Linked DNA regions of Homo sapiens: region 1 is linked to region 2. Evidence: read pairs that join two places in POLR2A ChIA-PET (ENCODE). Cell type or tissue: GM12878. All regions are shown on one strand. Each heading gives the region's core, and the rest is flanking DNA. Links, peaks and the distances in the headings are about the cores only. Region 1 has its middle 500 kb from the start of DMAC1. Region 2 has its middle 430 kb from the start of DMAC1.

The links. Peaks named below come from ENCODE experiments on the same cell type or tissue, not always from the same donor. Only the 100,000 strongest peaks of a DNase experiment are listed, where the experiment ranks them.
Region 1: POLR2A ChIA-PET joins it to region 2 with 8 read pairs; 3 of 35 experiments call an interaction of 5 or more read pairs at or near these places.

The regions. Positions count from the first base shown.
Region 1 is chr9:7,296,921-7,299,843 of GRCh38, forward strand. No RefSeq gene overlaps it. Among named protein-coding and RNA genes, the nearest start is that of DMAC1, 500 kb to the right of the region's middle. In GM12878, for the core only: no CTCF peak of the experiment used is centred there; a DNase peak (open chromatin) is centred at 1,391; H3K4me3 peaks cover 608 bases; H3K27ac peaks cover 725 bases.
Region 2 is chr9:7,365,401-7,368,323 of GRCh38, forward strand. No RefSeq gene overlaps it. Among named protein-coding and RNA genes, the nearest start is that of DMAC1, 430 kb to the right of the region's middle. In GM12878, for the core only: no CTCF peak of the experiment used is centred there; no DNase peak of the experiment used is centred there.

The DNA of each region.
Region 1 (2,923 bases), core at 123-2,622, 69 kb before region 2:
TCACTGTGTATAACACCCATCTCCCTAATATTCAATCAATCTGAATGAGTGCTGTCCCAGACCGAGGTAGCCTCTCTGATTTAGCAGCTTTTAAAACTGGCTACCATAACATCCTATAGGATGTTGTTCATCCAGTATCACAGGGTCCAAGAAATCTATCCTCAGTCATTTTACTTAGAGGCAACTTACATGAAATCCACCCGAGTGAGCCATGTGGTGGAATGTGAGAATGGTCCCAACTCCAACTCAGAGAAATCTCGCTGTAAGGAATGTTCAGGAAGAAATGTAGAGATTGAATCCAAAGATTAATTAAAAGATCTCGGCCGGGTTTGGTGGCTCATGCCTGTAATCCCAGCACTTTGGGAGGCCTAGGTGGGTGGATCACGAGGTCAAGAGATCAAGACCATCCTGGCCAACATGGTGAAACCCCGTCTCTACTAAAAATACAAAAAAAAAAAAAAAAAAAAAAAAAGCTGGGCATGGTGGCGCGCGCCTGTAGTCCCAGCTACTTGGGAGGCTGAGGCAGGAGAATCACTTGAACCCGAGAGGACGAGGTTGCAGTGAGCTGAGACTGTGCCACTGTACTCCAGCCTGGTGACAGAAGGAGACTCTATCTCAAAACCAAAACAAAAACAAAACAAAAAAGATCTCATTTATTTGTAGTGTCTGTGCTATAGGATTTATGTTTCCTGAATTATGGCGCCAGTAAAAATACTCCATCCCTCTTGGCAAAGTGCAGAGAACAAATAATTTTACACAAACCTCAGAAGCCACACTGCACAAAGGAACAGGTGACCAGAGGACACTTGCTTCTGGCAATCCCTCAGACAAATTTGTAAAACAAGTAACAGTTGATTCAACAACCACAGGCTTTGGTCTTGTTTCAAACCCTTCTTCTCTGGAACTGGCCTTTTGCCTGAAGCCAGCTTTGGACCTATCCTGTACTATCCTGTCTCTACTTTCCTCTTCTGGATGAAGGAGAACATCCATTTGTTGTTCAGATAAAAAGTACTCTTGTGAGAATGAAACTAATAATGCTTCAGTGACTTTCAGAGGCTTCCTGGTTCCCACTGTATCAATTTAAACTCCTTTGTCAAGATTTCAGGATCCTCCAGTATTGTCAAACACATCTTGTTTTTCCCAGGAGTGCATGCTAAGCCTTTATTCCTTTTGTTCATCTCATCTAAAATTGCCTTCCTGCTTCTCATGTTCTGGCTGACATTTAAGGCTCCGTTTAAGTTCTATTTCCTCTGTGAAGATTTCATTGTTTCTTTTAGCTATTCTGAGGACATTTACTCAGTACCCACACAATGAAGCCACTACCCTGCCTTGTTCACTCTCACTTCTGGTGTGTAACTCATATCTCCCAGCTAGTGGTAAACCACCGCTTGACACTTCACTTTCCATGCCCAGAACTTATCTACTGCTGAGGTTACTGGGGGCTCTTTCTACAGAGAGAGGAAGAAGTTTCTGACATCGAAACTACCTCAAATGGAATGAGGTCATTTAGGATGTAATGAGTTCCTTGTCAGTGGAAGGTATCAGCTAGAGGTCACTGGAAGGGGCCTTCCCTAATGCATAGATCTTAGTTGATTTTTTATACACATTTGATGAATGAATGAATACAGGCTGTTGGGAAAGAGATTCAGATATTCAGTTGGCATGTGACAAAATTCTCAACACCAAGTTTCTATTATTCTATAAAATGGTTGCTCATTAAAGAAAAGCATTTGTCACATTCATAAAAGTCTTTTCTCATTTGGAAACAATTTCACATTTGTTACCTCACTTGATTTTAGCAAACTTGTGAGAGGTGTGAACGTTCACCATTATCTAAGTGTTACACATGAGGAAAGTGATGGAAACATAACAAGGATGTGTAGAAGGTGCATGAGGAGATGGGGGCACAACAATATCCAGGAAACAATGGTTGCCATGCTCTGGCCTTGGGCCATTTAGTGGTGGAGGGTTTGGGAGACAAGTCAGGGATAACAATGGAAAAATAAATCATAGTTAAACTTACTTATCGAGTTTGTGCTTGGATCCACTGGACTACCTATTAAACCAGGACACTATGCAGAAGCTGCTGGTTTCCTCTTCAACAAAGAAGTTAGAATTGCAATTTGGGTGAACATTTTTAACTGAGTCATAGCTGCTCTTTTATTACCTTGTGATAGGGTCCAAAAAACACTCAGAAAATTTGAAAATTCCAAACCGTGCGGCTTCAGGAAATGTATATGAAATTTATTTCTTGCTTTAGTGGAATGGTGGATATGAAGCCATCAGATAACAAGGAATGCCTTTTTTTTTTTTTTGAGACAGGGTTTTGCTCTGTAGCCTAGGCTGGAGTGCAATGATGCGATCTCAGCTCACTGCAACCTCCACCTCCTGGGTTCAAGTGATTCTTGTGCCTTAGCCTCCTGAGTTGCTGGGACAACAGGCATGTGTCACCATGTCTGGCTAATTTTTGTATTTTCAGTAGAGACGGGGTTTCACCATGTTGTCCAGGCTGGTCTTGAACTCCTGGTCCCAATTGATCTACCTGCCTCAGCCTCCCAAAGTGTTGGCATTACAGATGTGAACCATGGTGCCTGGCCAGGAATACCTATTTTAAGAGTAGAATGTGTTAAAGCGCTGAGGTAAATCATAGTAGTATTTTCCTAATGCTCTCTTGTAAACCTTGACAGTATAATATGAATTCAGCAACACAGTTATCAATCAGATACAATGTTCAAATCATTTTGCTGAACACCTGTCAAAAGCTTTGGTTATGCTCCCTGTTGAAGAGGACATCATGAAAAGACTTGGGCAGTATTGTAAGTGTGAAGTAGGAGAATGACAAATTGATCAGGGTGTATTATATGTGGCTATATTTGTTTTCTATCACTACCTAACAAATTATCACAAATGAAGCAGGTTAAAA
Region 2 (2,923 bases), core at 191-2,690:
TCCTTTTTACAATCTGGATCTTCAAGCCATATAAGAATAAAATGATGAAATTTTCTTTAGGAAAGAGGTGACTCTTCTTTAGGGTGTTTCCTTGAAAACATAATAGGTAGCCAGGCGAGGTGGCTCACGCCTCTAATCCCAGCACTTTGGGAGGCCGAGGCAGGCGGATCATGAGGTCAGGATATCGAGACCATCCTGGCTAACACGGTGAAACCCTGTCTCTACTAAAAGTACAAAAAATTAGCCGGGCGTGGTGGCGGACGCTTGTAGTCCCAGCCACTCGGGAGGCTGAGGCAGGAGAATGGCGTGAACCCAGGAGGCAGAGCTTGCAGTGAGCCCAGATCGTGCCATTGCACTCCAGCCTGGCGGGGACAGAGCAAAACTCCGTCTCAAAAAAAAAAAAAAAAAAAAAAAAAAGAGGCTCAATAAGAAGCCCGACCTTTTGATTTTATAGTGTAAGATGATAGATGATGGGCTTTCTGATTGAGAGCTGTAAATACATACCTTCTAAGTAACTTCCTCTCAAGGTACACAGGAGACAATTACAAGGTGCATCTATTTATCTCTCAAGGAGATAAGACAATTTTTCATTGTACCTTCTTTCACACCGCTGCCTAAATTTTGGTGAAATTTGATTAAGCCTTTGTAGTCATTTCTGTCCTATCTTACGTGTGTGCAAATCTGATAATGCCTGTTCTTTAATAGTAATGCCTATTCTTTTTTCTATGTTGGTGTAAAGGAGTCTTCTGTTGGCAGGATTGTTTCATTTTCCCAACTGCCTATAGAAGCTTTTTAAGTATAGCTAAGCCTGAGTACTTCTTTAGAAAAGAGATATTTGAGTGCAGAATGATTAATATTACAGGCATTCAAATGATGATAGAGTTGGAAATCCATCCGGGTACCAGTGACTGCTGGTGGTGCTTACATTTTGGCAGGAGTGGAGATGATGTAGGATTTGTCTGGGATCTAAAGAGAGCCAATGCCTTAGAAAGTTGAGGTCAGTTATTTTTGGTGCATAGCAGGCACTCAGTAAGCATCTGTTGAGTGACTGGTAGGTTTGAAGTAGTTTGCTAGAAGTCTGTTTTTATGAAGTACTGAGGACCCTCAGGAAAAGGGCACTGGTATGAGGAGCTTGGTTCAGTTGTAACTAAGTCTTGGTAGTCAGAGAGAAGGGACATCCTGGTACCATGTGCAGGCTGCCACTCACATCTATCTCTTGGGTATTTGTTCCTGGTTCTATGAAGATAAAGGGATGTAGGTTAAACATGGCAGAGCTATTCCACTGAAAACATTGGAAAGCTGAAGGGCAGAAGCGATACTGCTTTCTAGCTCCTCTGAGAGGGTCTAGCTCACATAGCAGAGGGCTGAGTGGCATCTTTTCCCCATCACTATGGACCAAGATTTGGCACCATGAGGGTTTGGGTTCAGTAGAAATAGAGGTGCCTGGTAGGAATGGACTGGTTTGCGAGCACATATAAAGTTCCTTGGGATTGCTGGAAACATATGAGAAAATAGGGGTTATTTCATGAGGGACTATGGTTGTATATTAGCATGTGAAGGCAGGAGTCTATGCCACTTCAGTTTTTATTGTCACTAACTGTTATGATACTCTCAGGTAAATAAGGCCTAGGTGAATTTATGTTTTAAAAGTAAATATTAGGCCAGGTGCGGTGGCTCATGCCTGTAATTCCAGCACTTTGGGAGGCTGAGTCGGGTGGATCACTGAGGTCAGGAGTTTGAGACCAGCCTGACCAACATAGTGAGACCCTGTCTCTACTAAAAATACAAAAATTTAGCCAGGTGTGGTGGTGCGTGCCTGCGGTCCCAGCTGCTCGGGAGGCTGAGTCGGGTGGATCACTGAGGTCAGGAGTTTGAGACCAGCCTGGCCAACATAGTGAAACCCTGTCTCTACTAAAAATACAAAAATTTAGCTGGGTGTGGTGGTGCGTGCCTGCGGTCCCAGCTGCTCAGGAGGCTGAGGCATGAGAATCACTTGAACTCCGGAGGCGCAGGCTGCAGTGAGTCGATGTTGCACCACTACACTTCAGCCTGGGTGACAGAGTAAAACTCTGTCTCAAAAAAAAAGTAAATATACTTCTGTTATATTAAAAAATTTTAGCACTTGAACCCAGATTCCCGCGTATCTGTTATGAGCAGTAATAACATGGTAAAAATTCAGGTTTCCTCAATTCCAAGCCGGACATCAGCACAATAGAGCAGTCTGCCTAGTACCAGTGAGAACTAATATTCCAGGTCCTTCAATCCCACTTCTGGGTATTTACCCAGAACATTTTAAATCAGTATATCACAGTGATATCCGCACGCCCATATTCATGACAGCACTCTTCAAGTTATGGAATCAACATTAAATATTTATCAACAGATGAATAAAGATGTGTTATGTATACACAATGGAATACCATTCAGACTTAACAAAAGGAAATTCTTTCATTTATGACAACATGGATGAACCTAGATGACATTATACTAAGTGAAAGAAGCCAGGCACAGAAAGAGAAATACTGTATGTTCTCAGTTACATGTGGAATGTAAAACAATCACACTCATAGAAGCAGACAGTAGCATGATGGTTACCGAGGTTGGGGGTTAGGGGGAGTGGGGAGATGGTGGTCAAAGGGTACAAAATCTCAGCTGGACAGGAGGAATAATTGTTTTTTTTTTTTTTTGCCATCTATTGCATGGTGTGGTTAATATAGTTATTATTAGTTTATTGTACATTTCAAAATTGCTAAGAGACTAAATTTCAAATGTTTTCAGTATGAAAAATAAGTATTTGTGGTGATGGATATGTTAACTAGCTTAATTTAATTATTCCACATTGTAATCATAAATCATATTATCACTTTGTAGCCCACAAATATATACAATTATAAATTGTCAATTGTCAATAAGATTAAAAAGG